Linked DNA regions of Mus musculus: region 1 is linked to region 2. A link is a loop called in an ENCODE intact Hi-C map of the cell type or tissue named here. Cell type or tissue: heart. All regions are shown on one strand.

Region 1 (8,000 bases), 80 kb after region 2:
TGTTTCATCCTCAGCACAAGAAAAAAAAAAAAAAAAAAAAAAAAGAGCCAGTCACAGTGGTAGTGATACAACTATAATCCAAGGAATAAGAGGACAGAAGCCAGCACGGGCTACATTGTGAGTTCCCAAGCCAGCCATGGTGACACAGTGAGGCTCTGTCTCAAGACAAGAAAGAAGATGCTGTGACAAAACCACCACTTTGCAAACTAAAACTAAAACAAACAAACAAAACAAAACACTAAAGCCAGGTACGCTGGTGCATAGCTTTAACCCCAGAACTCTGGGAAGCAGAGGCAGGCGGTCTGAGTTTGAGACCGGGCTGGTTTACAGAGCAAGTTCCAGGCCAGCAAAGGCTACATTGTGGGACCCTGTCTCAAGAGAGAGAGAGAGAGAAAAAAAGGCAGTAAAAATATTCAGATATGGGCTACCGAATGCATGGATCTTGCAAAAAGATCCCAGGCACAAAGACCACATGCTGTAGGATTCTATCTGTGGGAGATGTCCAGAGTCACCTGAGATGAGCAATTGCTGGAGTAGCCTGGGGCACAACTGTCCATGCACACAGGATGCCAGTGTTCTGGAACTAGATGGTTGCGTTAGCCATACAACACCGCCGACATACTCAATGCCCCTCAGTTGTGCATGGACAACTGACTGTGAGGAGGGCTGAGGAGATGTCTCAGCAAGCAGTTAAGAAAGAACACTTGCTGCTCTTGCAGAGGACCTAAGTTTGATTCCCAGTATCTTCATGGGGTGGTGGTGGGGATTCACAAACCACTAGTAACTCCAGTTCCAGGGTGGGTTCTAACACCTCTCCATCCTCCTCAGGCAGGACAATCCTATGGACGGACCCACATACAGATGAACACAGGCACATAAAACGACTAAATAAATATTTTTAAAGTAGTGCATTGGGGGGGGGGCATCGGAATGATGCAGTGGGGAGAGGCACTTGCCACCAAGCCTGAGAAGCTGAAGTCAACCACTTCCTAAGATCCACAAGCACAGATGGAGATGTATTCCATGAGCTGCCCTCTGACTTCCACACATGCCCCATGGCATGTGCATGCCCACACACGTGCATGCCAATGCCCACATACATGGATGCATGCGTACGCACGCACACACTCAATAAATATCGATTTTTTAAATTGAAAGATAAAAATGATATTTGTGTGTATGTGTTTTCTACTTTTTCAAGAAAAGACAAAACAAAAACATGACTGAATGCCCTGGACTCAGGACCCCCTCATGTGGCTGCTCTTGTCTGCTCTGTTGCTTGCAGGGTGCTCAGGTGGGGACATCATAAGCTGAAGGACCTCTCCATGGAATGAAATGATGGCACTCTGGCCATACCGAGGTTTCCCATCCTGAAGAGCCATCCAGTTATCAACCCCTTGACTGACGTGGGCTCTGCACATCTGGGACTCATCAAACGCAGTGAGTTTTTTTTTTTTAATCTTTTTTAAGCTTCTAGTTCCCAGAGTAGCAGACACAGAGGCACCTCCCCTACTCACAAATTACACTGGTGACGGAGAAGAGCCTCGAGCCAGTTCCCACAAGGCCAAGGTCAGCACCAGGGTCCTGCCTGCAGACACTCCAGTGGAGTTCATACAAGACGGATGCCATGTGTGTATGTAGGGGGGCGGCTGTGAAGGGCCTCCTGATCCTCTTCCCCCATTCAGGTCCTCCCCCTGCAGACCAACCCCACCCATCTGCAGCACAGCAGCCAGGCTCTGGGAGCCTCACTGACCCAGGTCACCAGGCAGACTTTCAGTGTACCAACGGACCGAGTCCTGGTGAAGAGCCCTGTCAGTACAACCCCCTTCTGGCCCTACACCGCGCCCCCACCAACCCCATCTGGGGCCAGGCTCCTGGAGATGCTAAAAGCACCCTTAGGTCATGAAACAAGCCTTGTGGTACACTCTGCTGTGCTGGTCACATTTGTCATCTGGTACAGCACCTTCCTCTGAACCTACAGTGGAGCTCAGCCAGGGGCCCAGCTGTTTCGTGTTCTGCACACGTGTGCACTTCATGCATCAGTGGGTGGAGCATGCCGGCTCACAGGGCAGTCAAGAGATGGCTAGGGCCAGCCCTGGCCATAGCTGGCCACAGATGTTCCAGAGAAGTGTCAGGTGCCAGCCTTACTATAACTGTCACTATGTAAGAATCAACACCTCCGTCTTCACTTCTCTCTAGGAGCCTCGTCCAGATGTTTGTCCAGGACCCCTTAGATAAAGCCCCCTCTGTGAAGGTCAGGTTGAAGACAGAGGCAGTAGTGGATATATAGCTGTCTTTTAAAAGGCAGGACCTACAAGCCGTGGGTGTTAGAGTCCAGAGCCAGGCCCACCTATGGGGGTATAATCACAAGTCACTCTCCACTTCCAGCCCAGATTCAAGACTCTGAGCCACTGACCCAGGTCCCCAGCCACCGCTCCCAAGTCAGGCACTGTAGCGCCACACCTGCTATTCCTCCTGGAGGTGAGGTGAGGACGGTGGCAGATAGAGGATGCCAAGTGATGCTGTACATCCCTCAGTTCCTTTGTGGCAAGCAGCGTGGTCCAGCCTTGTTCTGCAGGGCTGTCAGACTCCAGACCTGATGTGCGGAGTGTAAGATCATCTGGAGAAGGCAGGACTACCCTACTTCCTCAGGGCAAGGAGCCCAGGTCTAACAGTGGACATTTCCAGCCCCGCTCTTGGCTCCAGGAAAGCCAGGCATCCAGACAGCCTCTCACACGGGCTTAGTCACCGTAGCAACTCACCTTTCCCTGGAAAGAGGGCCAGTTCAAATTGCACTGCAGCAACAGGCATCTGGCACCAAGTCTATACCCCAAAGGAGCTGATCTTGGCTTTCCTCATCTGGGGCCAATACTCCTGACAGGAGGACTTAATTCAAGATGCCCACTTTAGGAAAAGACCCTGTCATGTGTTCCCTAAAACAGTCTCTAGAAGAGTTGCTATAATCCCGACAACTCAGGAAACTGAGACAGAAGGATTCCTATGGGCCAGAGTCCAGACTGTGCTACACCTGGACACGTCCCTGGGAAGCCTTGGAGGCAGTCGGAGGTGGCTTCCAGACCTGTCTCTGCTGTAGTCCAGCTCACTTTACCTCTCTGACCCTCCATATTTTATCTGAAATAGGGTTAGGAGACCCCCTCACCACAAGCCTGTTGCCAATGGAAAAGGGGTGTGGCTCTGTCATTTGGAACCAAAGGCACTTACCTGCCCCTGTGATCACCTGAACCTTACCCTCACAGAGTGAAAGACCCCTCTAACGCAACCAAGCCATCATCGAGCCAGTTATCGACGCCCACTGACAACACACTACCGCCCCAAATGGTGGCAAATTGCCTTGGGTGGGCAAAAGAGCGCGCCTCAGTGAAGCGCGAAGCAGCTTCGTGCAGCCAGGCTAGGGATCCCAGCTCCAACGGCTTCCTAACCGCGAGTCAGTCCCGGGCAAAAAGCTTCGTAGTTGAGCCTCAATTTCTTCATCTGAAAAGGATCTTGCAGGTAAGGGCTCTGCAGAACGGCGGCACACAGCCCTGAACAGCCCTGAAGCACCGCGTCTGCCTTAGTCAGGGCAAGAGAGTCGAAAAAGGACAGAAAGAGGAGACATTGCAGCCGAAGCAGTGAGGTGGCTAAGAGTTCGAGAACAGCGTAGGCTACGCGACAAGACCTGTTCTCCTACAGACAAAAGAACAGCGGGACCGAGTCCCTCTCACCTGTGCGGAACTCTGGCCTCAACCTGGGGAGCGCTGGGCAAGCAAGTTGCAGATCTGGAACCTTGCGGATGCTGGGCGCTCTGAGTGGGTCCAGGACTTGAGCGCGGCCCCTAGTAGCTTCTTAGAGCATCCTGAGCCACGCCCCCCAAGTCCACAGGCAGCGCTGATTGGGCTGCGAGGCGCCGGCCCCGCCTCCTGTTTTCGGGAGGGTGGAGGCACTGAGGACCACGATGCGCAAGGAGCGCGCGGCCCCTAGCCGTGACCATAAAAGTAGTTTTCATTGAGCTCTTTCTGCGTGCGGCAGGCTGGGCACCCCCAGACAGTCCGTGGCCTGTGGACCCCACCCGGTTCTACTACTCAAGTGAAGGACAGGACAAAAGACCACCGGGAAGCACGTGCTGAGCCGGGGTGTGCGCATTTATCCGCCACGACCTATTCCCAAACTAGGAGGATCTCGGGGGTTCCCAGCAATTTAGGGAGGAGGCTATGTCCCACTTCTGTGGAGAGATTATCCCGCCTCCTCAAGAACCCCAGGGTGAGGTTCCAGTAAGCTTAGTACCACGTGCCCCAGGGCATTTGGCGTCTACCTGGAGCAAATAACCCGAGGTTAGAATCCGGGAAATTACTTTAGGTAAAGGTTGACACCCAAACCCTTAAGGGCAAGTGAGGGAATGAGCGGGAAGAGCTAAGAGATCCCCCAGAACACTCTCAGTCACTTAAAGTGGGACTGGAGAAGACCACCCATCCAAAGAGGCACCTCCCACTAACACCTCCACAAATACTACCAGGAGCAGGTACAGCCGAGCCCGCTGGGGTTCCTCGTGACATGTTGGGGAACCTGGATTACAACCAGAGATCTTTACCCAAGTCCTTGACGCAGCACTGCGCAGATAAAGATTCAGATATGTTAATATTTTTCATTTTAAATCCCGTCCTTAATGCTCAGTTTTGGAAGCATCCATCATCAAGCGACCTGCACTCACTTGCTACACCCTAAGCTGTCTTCCAAGTACCAGAGGAGTCAGTGCTGATTAACAGGGCTGATTAGCAGCCCTGGGGGTGACCCAGGACAAGGCCAGTGAGGGTGGGCCCTGTGCTCCATGTGCCATTCTCTGGTGCTGACGATCTGGCCTGACCACCCTCAGACGCCAGCATCCCTATTCTCCTCAGTGAAGGGACTGACCAACACAGAGATTCCTGCACGCATCTCTGAGTCACAGGTCTCCAAAGTGCACGTGCCCACTCTGTTGCCAGTGTCCGTGACCATTAAGCCTTGAATGCAAAACAGGATAAACTGGGTCCTGTTACCCACCCAGGAACGGGAAGTGATGAGGAACAGGGCTTTTCTGGGACCCAGCATTTGGGCAGGAGTGGCTTGTCAGTAATAGAAGTCCCAGGCTCTGAGTGGCCCCACCACACCGCCCTGCTGACGCTTTTCATGACAACCTTGCAAAGCTCCTTGATGGCTCCGTGGGACTCTTAGACACCCCTCCCCACCGAAGCATTCTACATGCCTATCATCATCAGGTCAAACCAACATGCCAAGTCTCCCTCAGTCTGGCCATCCCAGAACCTCCAGCTCTTCTTCCTACTCTTCCTCAGTTTCCCCTTTCCCTCCCCTGTGTGGCCTTCTCGTCTAACCTACCCCATTTCTCCTTCACCAGAAGAGTATCAGGAGCTATGCGGGGGAACTTCAAGGGCATCTTCTGGTCAGCCTCTCACGGCCCAATGGAAAGGGGCCTCTGGTTACAGATGGGGACATTGGGTACAAGCAGGTGAAGGCACTTGTCCAGGATCTCCTGGTTGTCCATTGGTGAGACTGGGATCCCAACCCAGGCAGCCTGTGCCGGAGCCCCTACTATATTTTAATGTATCTTGCCAAGATTGCTACATTGAGATCTAATTACCTAGGGAAGATACGGTGGGGGTGGGGAGAGCAAGTTGGGATGTTGTGAGATCCCCATCTGTGAGCTGAGACACTACCTTTGACAGTCTCACTGCCCAAGCTCCCCTGTGTATATCCTGTCACCCAGTGCCGTCTTGACCCATCAGCCCAAATGGACCAGGACAGCCTATCAGCTTGGCCTCTAAGTCATGTGGTAAGCTGATTAGAGAGTTTGTATTTATACAAGATGAACACATTGGATACTTCAGAGCTATTTCATTTCTTGTTGATATATCGGGGAGGCTAAACAAATTTCTAAAGTAGAATGTCATGGCTAGTACTGCTGTGTAACAAATTATCCTATATTATAGTGGGTTGGAGGGAGATGTTCCAGTTGTATAATGGTTATTTAGTGCTAATGATATATGTGTGTATTCATATATACCTATTTTGATACCCAATATGATTATGATACACACACGCACACACACAAGACATCTTTAACAGCCCCCATTGTTTTTGTTAGGCCTATAATGTACTAGATAGGGGACACTGGAAAGGTGTGGTTAGTGCAGTTAGTTTCTTCCTTAGGGCCCTTCATTGGCTGTAGTTAGCTGTTGACTGGAGCTAGACACTGAGAGTAGTGTTTGATATTGGCTGTGGGAGGGATACCAGCTGGGTTGCTGGCCGTAGTGGCTCCAGCCTTTCCAGTGGACAGTGTCAGGTGGTCAGACACGTGGTGCCTAGCTGTCCCTAAAGCAAGCTTCCTCCAGAGCCAGGTGCCTTGGGAGGGCCTTTGATGGCCTGGTGTTGGAGACATGCCTCACTCTTTTGCTAAAACTACAGAGGCTAATCGGCTTCGAGGAGATGGGCACAAAGCACAGACCTATGCTAGTGGAAATGAAGAAATTTGCAGTCTTAAAAAAAAGAAAAAAAAAGTCCACAGATGACCAGATACCATACAGCCGCTCCATAAAAAACAAGGTGTTGTTCCTAGGGGCTGAGAACCTAACCTAATGATGAGCACCTAACCTAGTAATGAGCACCTAACCTAGTGATGAGCACCTAACCTAGTGATGAGCACCCAACCTAGTGATGAACACTTAACCTAGTGATGAGCACCTAACCTAGTGATGAGCACCTAACCTAGTAATGAGCACCCAACCTAGTGATGAACACTTAACCTAGTAATGAGCACCTAACCTAGTGATGAGCACCTAACCTAGTAATGAGCATCCAATCTAGTAATGAACACTTAACCTAGTAATAAGCACCTAACCTAGTAATGAGCACCTAACCTAGTGATGAGCACCTAACCTAGTAATGAGCACCCAATCTAGTAATGAACACTTAACCTAGTAATAAGCACCTAACCTAGTAATGAGCACCTAACCTAGTGATGAGCACCTAACCTAGTAATGAGCACCCAATCTAGTGATGAACACTTAACCTAGTAATGAGCACCTTACCTAGTAATGAGCACCTAACCTAGTAATAAGCACCTAATCTAGTGAAGAACACCTAACCTAGTAATGAGCACCCAACCTAGTGATGAGCACCATCTATGAGTCATGACAGATTTGGGCTTCATTTCTCATGCACATGCCCCAGCTATGTACCTTAGCTCAAGTCACCTGACTTCTCTGAGGAGCACCTATGGGACAAATGATATCTTTAATGTGCTAGTTGGTGTCATCCTGGGCCAGTCAGAGTGAATTTCCATCTGTCAAGAAAGTTGCTAACCTTTGTGATGCTAAGGGCCCCTCCAATGGTAACCATCACAACCAACACCCCCACCCCCATCCCTATTCCTTAAATCCTTAAATGGTTAACGTGGAAATCACTGGAGCATGTCACATCAAGGATTAACATAGGTGCTGCCAGGGCCACAGGGCTCTCGGAAGTTCAGCTCCAATTAAATTTCCCAGACTTTTGCAATCTCAGGATGTAATTTCTTTGAAAAGGAAGAGAGAAAACTTACAGCCTTTGTATTTGAATAATGGTAACGTGGGCGTTGTGGATGCCTGAGAGGTTCCAGAAGAGAAGGGACCAAGATCCATGTAATTGTCCCCAGGAGAGGGACTAGCCACAGATTTCCTGGGAAATACTATCAAGAATGTCCTTGTGACCTGGGAGAGTGTTGGATTCTGGGGAAGTTGAGACAAAGAGAAAGTCCCTCTAGGGAGCCAGATCTGAAAAGGTATGCTCCGCTCAGACCTGAAGGGGCATGCAGTGCACCCCGAGCCCACTGTCCCCTTCCAGTGACCAATCAGAGGTCGAGGGACCACAACAGGCTGCAAGATGGAGGTGTCAGTGGTCTGACGATCTGATCCTTCCATGCAGAGCTGCGGGCTCTCCTGCTGTGTCCCTCTCTGGCTGCTGGCCCACTTCCC
Region 2 (8,000 bases):
AGCTCACTGTTTCTCCCTTCTAGGATGCATTTCTCCATTTTTCTCCCCCTGGGACCCCTAGGTTGGCAGCACAGGCTCTGCCAGGCGTGAAAGGCCACCCTGACCTCCTGGGCTGGGATCTGTGTTTCAGGAGCCGCGTTTGGTCAGAAACAATGGCTCCAGCAGTTCCTGGGTGCAAGGCAGCAGATCTCTGCAGCCTGAAATGAACAAACCTGCTTGCCTATCTGCCACTCCCTGGCCGTGTGATTCAGAGTAAGCGCCTCTGCTTCTCTGTGCCAAAAATGCCTTCCTTTGTAAAATGACACAAGGGAGCTCCTGTCCTGGCAGGGCTTGGAGGTCAGAAACAAGAAGGCACACACAATTAAGGGGATCCCCTCCTGCCCCCGGCACACAGCCGACTCTCAAGAAACCAGAACCAGTGATGGCTGAGGGGTTTTCTACAGCCCATACCTGAGGTCCAGCTCAGCCTTTGTGAACTCAGCTTTCCTGGGTAGCCTGGTGTCCTCATTTAAGATGGATCTGTCAAGGGGTTTTGTGGGTTTTTAAAAAGTAAATCAGAATTTCACCAACTAAACAAAACCGAATCCCCTTACAACACATGCCAGCAGAGCTGATGTTTATGGTCTCCCAGAGAGCATCTCACTCTGGCAAAGGCCCTGTAGATCTCAAACCACAGCCCTGCCCGGTTCCTCCTCGGGAGCAGAGGTACTTTTCCATTTCTACCTTCCTCCCCATCCTCACACAGCCGAGGAACGAGGCGTGGCAGTCCCCATGTGACCCCAGTCACCTCTGGCTCAGGCTGGACAATGGTGATCGAGACCCTGATCTGCCCCCAAAGTGTTAGTACCTCCCCTTGGTCACTAAGATCTGCAATTGAGGGATCTAGATCATAGCTTCCCTGTCCTGTTGTCCCTAGACAGAATCTCCCAGGACAGGAGGTCTCAGCATGTTTGTTTTTTTAAATAACTGGAGTGAAGTTCACATGGTATAAGAGCAGCCATTTTAAAGTGATAACCTAGGGAGCAGGGGCTAGAGAGATGGCTCATCAGCTAAGAGCCATCTCTCTTAGATGCTTTTCTCGAAGGCCAAAGTTCAATTTCCAGCACCCACGTGGAGGCTCACTTCAGTTCCAGGGAATCCAGCACCCTCTTCTGGTCTCTGCAGGCACCAGGCACGTGTGCCAAGAAAACTCTCATGCACATAAAAATAAGTTTTAAGGGAAAAAAAAAATGACCACCATCGGTGGTGGCATACACCTTCAATCCCAGCACTCGGGAGACAGAGGTAGATGGATCTCTGAGTTCTCGTCCAGCCTGGTCTACAGAGTGAGTTTCAGGACAGCCAGGGCTGCGCAGAGAAACCCTGCCTTGAAAATCCAAACATAAGATAAAGATGAAATGACAGCACAAAACATTGTCATCCCCTGGAGAAGACACTCAGTTCCACCGTCAGTGCCCGAGGAATGCCTGCCGTAGGCTGCTACGCTTCAGGCTTGGTCTTCACTGCAGCCTTCAGACTGGGGCTCCAGGGAAGTGCCTATAATCTGATCCCATGACCTTTAAGTGGGTCTTAGTTGGAAGGGGTGCCGTTGTGTCCAGCCTTTCCACGTGTGTCCTGAGCTGCCACGAGGCCTGGTGCTCAACTCTCTCACACTCTGCCCAAGCTGCTGCTGGGCCAACCCTCTGAAGCAGGAGCCCAAATCAGTTGTACTTATGTATTTTCAGACAGGGTCTCGTCAGGTATCCCTCCATGGTCTGGAACTCACTGTGTAGACCAAACTGACCTCATACTCAGAGAGCCACCAAATACTCCCCAAGCCCTAGAATTAAAGGCACCCTGACCCTCATTCCTGGCCAAATAAGCCTTTTTTCCTGTGGACTGTTTTCCTTGGGCATTTTGTCACAGTGACAGAAAGCTGCCATTAACCCACAGCCCTCCTCATTCCAAGGCTCAGGTGAGGCTTGGGACGGACAAGAGGACAGGACAGAGGCGCCTTGACCGAATGCTCCAGGTCAGCACTTACCCACTTCTGTCCTAGCAGGGCAGTGAACCCCCTTTTTCTCAGAGCAGTGGGGTTCAGTGGCTCAGGGTTCCCACCTCCTCAAGCTTGCTAGATGGATCAGCCCATCTCCCAGAGACTTGGTGTTCTCAAGGGTGAGGCCGGCATCGCAGGACCGGCACCAGGGAGCTGTGGTTGAGTTTGCTGTCATCAATGTAGGGAAAGCCCATGACCATGTAACCACCAGTGCTCAGACTCAGGGTCCAGCACATCACCCCAGGGCTGACTTCCTGGGTATGGGTAGGGCCCATTTCTGCTGGAAGCCCTGTGCTTCCCTGCCCCAGCGTACACACTACCTATATTCCTGGGCCCTTGAGTCTTGCCTGCCTCCACCATCGAGCAAGCTACCTCCTTCCTCTCTGCCGTTCTTCGTCCCATACCCTCTGACCACGGCTGGTGAAGAGGCTCTCCCACAGGAAGGCCTTGGGCGTTTTATGAAACCCACCTGGCAGCCTGGGCTGCTCCCCCCTCCCACCCCCTCATCACATGTGTGAAGGTCCCTTGGCTAGTTGGTTCTGAGAGCCCAGGTTTGAGGAGTTAGGGTCAGAACTTCTGGGGTCTGCCGTTCTCTGCCAACCGCAGGTAAACAGAATGGAAGCCTGCTGGCCTTTGGCATTTCTTCTAGAAGCAGAGGCTCTCACCAAAGCCAGTGTTCCCAGCCATTTCCACCTTCCTGCTGTTTCTGATTCTATCCAGTGAAACCTTGTGCGGCCGAGGAAACAGGCAGGCCTGCCAAACCCCTACTTCCCAGTGCACAGTCCAGGGAAATTTCCACAGGCCCCGCCCTCTCCCTCTCCTCAACTCCAGGCAGCCCTAGGCCTTCCGCTGCCCACCAGCATGGCTCTTATAGGTTCCTTTTTCTGGGTTGTTTTCTTCTGTCAAACCCAGAGGCCCTTGGGTATCCTGCTGGCTGGGTGGGGTGACTTGACCCTGGTTTAGGACCGTCGGGGTCAGCTTGGGAAAGAGCCTAGCCTGTCACCCTGTCCTGGCTACAGCCCCCAGCACATCTGTTCTTGAGAGTGCAGTGTGGTAGCAACCCATTTGTCCCCCTATCCAGTACCAGCATGTCTGTCTGACTCCCTTGTGCACGAGGACGGATGTGTATCCCTTTGGTACTCCTAGGAGGGATGCAGGGGAAGTCGTGGAGTCTCTTAAACCTTCACCACAGAGGACACTGAGGGTAGGAGGGGAAGTAGACCAGGTCCTGGCATCAAAGGAACTAGGTCTTGGATCTATATCCAAGCCCGCCTGCCTAGCTTTACAGAAGGTCGGACTGGTTCCAGTTCCAGGTCTCTGGGGCAGCAGAGCGGCAGATAGAGATCTTTTGCTTGAAGCCGGGCTTTGAGGACATGCCAAAGCGTGACTAATGCCTCCCTCTCTCAAGCAGCGATAAGCATTTGCGACTTCAGACAGAGCCAGGCCTGCCTATAAGAGGGAGGGTCAGCAGGGCCTGGGGTGGCTAAGAGGCAGGTTGCCCTCCTGTTAGGTGGAGAGCTCAACCGCTTCTTCATTTGTCTGTCTGGACATAAACCATACACATGTGTCTAAAGTCCGAGGCTCATAACCTCTCCAGAACGGCTTGGGAAGGTAATTACATTCCACTCATCCCTTGCTCAACTTCAGAGGGCAGAGCAGCCAGGCCTTCTGTCTGTCTGGGAATGCTCAGGGCAGCTGAGGAGTACAGGCTGCCCGGAGAGTAGATTGGCGCAGTTCTCTCAGTTCTCTCTGCAGGTAAGGTGCAGGTGTTGCCTTTGTGCAGAGGCTGCCTCTGTGAGCCTTGCTCACCTGCCATCCCTGTGACAGCATCTCTGTGACAGTATCATAGTGGTGAAGGCCAGTCAGTCCCCATGCAGGCAGCCTTCCTATGGCCCAATACAGCCAGCGTTGAGGGTGCACTACCACATACAGCCACCAGAGGGCGGGGTTCAAAACTACATTGTCCCAGCCCTTGGAGAAGCCTTCCCTAGCTTGGGGTTGGGAAGTTGGGGGGAAGGAGTAGAAATTTAGAAATGCTAACCTAGAGTCTTTTCTCCTCAGCTACCTCCGTGTTCTGTGTGGTAGCAACACTGGCTTTCAGCAGGCATGGGGCTCTTATGTACAGTGTCTGCTTGCCCACGGGGCACCAGGTTTCCTTTAGGTTTTACTTTGAAGATCAGCCCAGATGGAGTCTCTCAAAACACCCCCAGTGAAGTCACATGGGTGGGTGTCATGTCCTCTCCTGGCCTGTCCTCAACCTGGAGAAGAACACAGGACCTACAGATACTTACTGTCTCAGCCACAGAGAGTGGGCAAGTTTGGGGGTGTTTCCAGGTGACACCCCACTTTCTGCCTGAGGCAGGAATAGTGAGGTATGGGGCCCAGGATCCTGGGCTGAGGAAGGCTGCTTGGTATCATGGTCTAAGGACAGCTGGAGCTGCTATAACACCAAGCTCATGTTGGGCCCACAGAGGTCAAGGGGACAGAGCCTGCCAGTCACTGTACAGGTTTGTGTTCCTACCATGCTTGACACAGTGTCTGGGAAGCCACTATTAGATACTCATTAAGAAGATAATTTTGATCTATTGGTTTTTTTTCTGTTTTGTTATTTTGAGACAGTCTCTTGTAGCCCTCATGTAGCTGAGGCTGGCCTTGAAGTCCTGTTCCTCCTGCCTCTACCTCCCAAGTGCCAGACTGCCAGTGTGTGTTTCCATCTGTGCAAGATGATACTGACTTATAGAAAACATTTTTATTCATCTAAGAACTAATAACTTTATTACATCAATTGATCATTTAATATAAAAAATGTAATAAATTAACAAATACAAATGGGTGATTGAAGGGTTTGGAGATGACCTCTCATGCACACTATTTTCCTGGAGACACAAGAAGCAGGGGCTTAACTGAGGCAATGGAGGAAGGGCAATGGGTATGTACCTCCTCTGTTAGGGGCCTCGGTGGCATTTGAAGATGGCCAGGGAAGTCAGGAGATGGACAGTGAGGTGAGAGGCTGGGGAACGCTGTGCTGGATGTACAGGACAGAGGGAAAGCTGTGCTGGGTATGCGGGACAGAGGGAAAGTTGTGCTGGGTATACAGGACAGAGGGAAATCTGTGCTGGGTATGCGGGACAGAGGGAAAGTTGTGCTGGGTATACAGGACAGAGGGAAAGCTGTGCTGGGTGTACAGGACAGCATGCACCAAACTTAAGAACCTTTTCTTTTCTTTTTTAAAACTGAGGCTAAGAAGCTTGCCGTACTTGCATGCCTCCCAGTGAGCGGGCAGATCTAGTTTTACAAGGTAGCCATTGTTGCCTTCCACCAGCCTTTTTCTCTTCTTTTCTTTTCTTTTCTTTTCTTTTTTCTTTTCTTTTGTGTGTGTGTGTTTCTGGAGGGGTTGGTTTTGTTTGTTGTCCTATGGACCTTGGATGTTGCACCTGCCCAAGATACAGCACTTGTAAGCAAGGCAGCCAGGAACCGCTCTTAGCTAGCATCCCACTGAGAGTTCACATGGTTTTTGTCTTAGTCAGGGTTTCTATTCCTGCACAAACATCATGACCAAGAAGCAAGTTGGGGAGGAAAGGGTTTATTCGGCTTACACTTCCATACTGCTGTTCATCACCAAAGGAAGTCAAGACTGGAACTCAAGCAGGTCAGGAAGCAGGAGCTGATGCAGAGGCCATGGAGGGATGTTCTTTACTGGCTTGCCTCACCTGGCTTGCTCAGCCTGCTCTCTTATAGAACCAAGACTACCAGCCCAGAGATGGTCCCACCCACAAGGGGCCTTTCCCCCTTGATCACTAGTTGAGAAAATGCCTTACAGCTGGATCTCATGGAGGCATCTCCTCAACTGAAGCTCCTTTCTCTGTGATAACTCCAGCTGTGCCAAGTTGACACAAAACTAGCCAGTACAGTTTTATTTAAATTCAAAATGGCCAGTCTGGTTGAACTGACAATCAAAGTGCTTGCCATTTGTACCCTTCACTGTCTGCTCTTCCTTTATGGAGGATGATGGGATAAGAATCCGGTTGAAGACCGAACTTGGTCTGCACTGACTTCAGTAGCACTGAGTCACTCAGATTTCTCTATCCAACAATCTCCATCTCAGCATCTACACATCAACACCCCAGCCTCAGTATCCCCACCTCAGCATCCCTACCCCAGAACCCCCACCTCAGCACCCCACCTCAGCATCCCCATCTTAGCACCCCACCTCAGCATCCCCACCCCAGAAACCCCACCTCAGCATCCCGCCTCAGCATCTCGCCTCAGCACCCCCCCTCAGTACCCCGCCTCAGCACCCCAGCCTCAGCATCGCCACCCCAGGAACCCCACCTCAGCATCTCGCCTCAGCACCCCCCTCAATACCCCACCTCAGCACCCCCACCTCAGCATCCCCACCCCAGAAACCCCACCTCAGCACCCCACCTCAGCACCCCACCTCAGCATCCCCATCTTAGCACCCCCACCTCAGCATTTCCACCCCAGAAACCCCACCTCAGCACCCCCCTCAGTACCCCACCTCAGCACCCAACCTCAGCATCCCCACCTCAGCACCCCCACCTCAGCATCCCCACCCCAGAAACCCCACCTCAGCACCCAACCTCAGCATCCCCACCCCAGAACCCCCACCTCAGCATCCTCACCCCAGGACCCCCACCTCAGCATCCCCACCCCAGAAACCCCACCTCAGCACCCCGCCTCAGCATCTCGCCTCAGCACCCCCCTCAGTACCCCACCTCAGCACCCTGCCTCAGCATCCCCACCCCAGAACCCCCACCTCAGCACCCTGCCTCAGTACCCCGCCTCAGCATTCCCACCCCAGAACCCCCACCTCAGCATCCCCACCCCAGGACCCCCACCTCAGCACCCTGCCTCAGTACCCCGCCTCAGCATCCCCACCCCAGAACCCCCACCTCAGCACCCCACCTCAGTATCCCCCTCAGTATCCCCCAGCACCCCTACTTCAGCACCCCCACTTCAGCATCCCCACCTCAGCACTCCCCTCTCATCATGACTGGCTTCAAGCTGTCTCAGTTTGGTCTCTGAAACCAAGGCATTCACTGGGACTTTGCCCTGATCCCCCCATAGCTGACAACAGTGTCTAGCAGTTGCATCACAGGTGCTGGGCACCTGTGGATATCTCTGTGGCTTTTGACTTCCACCGTGAGTGTGCTACTCACTCCGGATGCTTTAGAGGAAAGCAATTACACCAAGGGTGGGCTCCCTGGTGTGTGGCACGTGTGAGCTCTGCAGTCCCAGTATGAGGCCTGAGAAAGAAGAAAAAGAAAGACAAGCACCTTCGTAAGTTCACCCTGACAAGGGAGAGGAAAACACCCGGCTGCCTCTGTCAGCACCGCACAGGATGACTCTGTGGCATCAGCTTCCCCTTGGTAAATGTCACGGGAGCATAAGTCTGGCCTGCGAGATGTGCTACAGATGAAGGAGATGGCACAGTTCCACACCCCCGCCTGGCACAGAGGCCCTGGGGTGCACAGGTGGGCTCGGGGCCATCGCAGCATCGCATTAGCCTCATGCCTTTCTGGTCAGGTGGGTGAGGAGGAATTGGAGACAGAGAAGCCTGTGCCCAAGCTCAACAGTGCCGGAAGGTCCCTCCCAGCCTCTGGACTGCAGCCTGGCCTCCTGCTTGCCTCTTGTTAACGAGCAGAGTGGCAGGTGGTGGATTGCTTACAGATCACAAGGGGCCAAAGGCAGCTAAAATGAGCCAGTGGGGCCAGGACCTCATTTAGACAGATGTGTGGGATGACGTTGGATCCAGGCCACAGCTGAGTGAGCAGCAGGCAGGAAGTTGATCGGGGTTGTTCCAGGCTGGACAATGTCTTCCCGAGTGGAACTTAAATCCGCTCGGTGAAGAAGACACAGTACTTGGAGAGAGGCCCAGGTCTCCAGCCAGTGACCCTGGGCTACACATAGCCTGACCCAAATAGAACCACAGGAGAACAGGGCT

What was found. A loop is a pair of places that touch in the nucleus more often than their neighbours do. Peaks named below come from ENCODE experiments on the same cell type or tissue, not always from the same donor. Only the 100,000 strongest peaks of a DNase experiment are listed, where the experiment ranks them.
Region 1: it touches region 2 in a loop (4-fold over the local background); 19 of 42 quality-filtered maps call a loop at or near these places.

Annotation. Positions count from the first base shown.
Region 1 is chr8:119,988,323-119,996,322 of GRCm38, reverse strand. It overlaps Crispld2 (cysteine-rich secretory protein LCCL domain containing 2), which reads right to left and starts at 3,885. Exons shown (of 15, transcript NM_001310635.1): 1 at 3,723-3,885. In heart, a CTCF peak has its summit at 3,976; DNase peaks (open chromatin) are centred at 1,782 and 3,892; H3K4me3 peaks cover 1,091 bases; H3K27ac peaks cover 321 bases; H3K27me3 peaks cover 4,786 bases.
Region 2 is chr8:120,067,840-120,075,839 of GRCm38, reverse strand. No RefSeq gene overlaps it. Among named protein-coding and RNA genes, the nearest start is that of Zdhhc7, 30 kb to the left of the region's middle. In heart, a CTCF peak has its summit at 3,969 (motif pointing right); DNase peaks (open chromatin) are centred at 2,809, 3,379, 3,969 and 7,789; H3K27ac peaks cover 785 bases; H3K27me3 peaks cover 1,150 bases.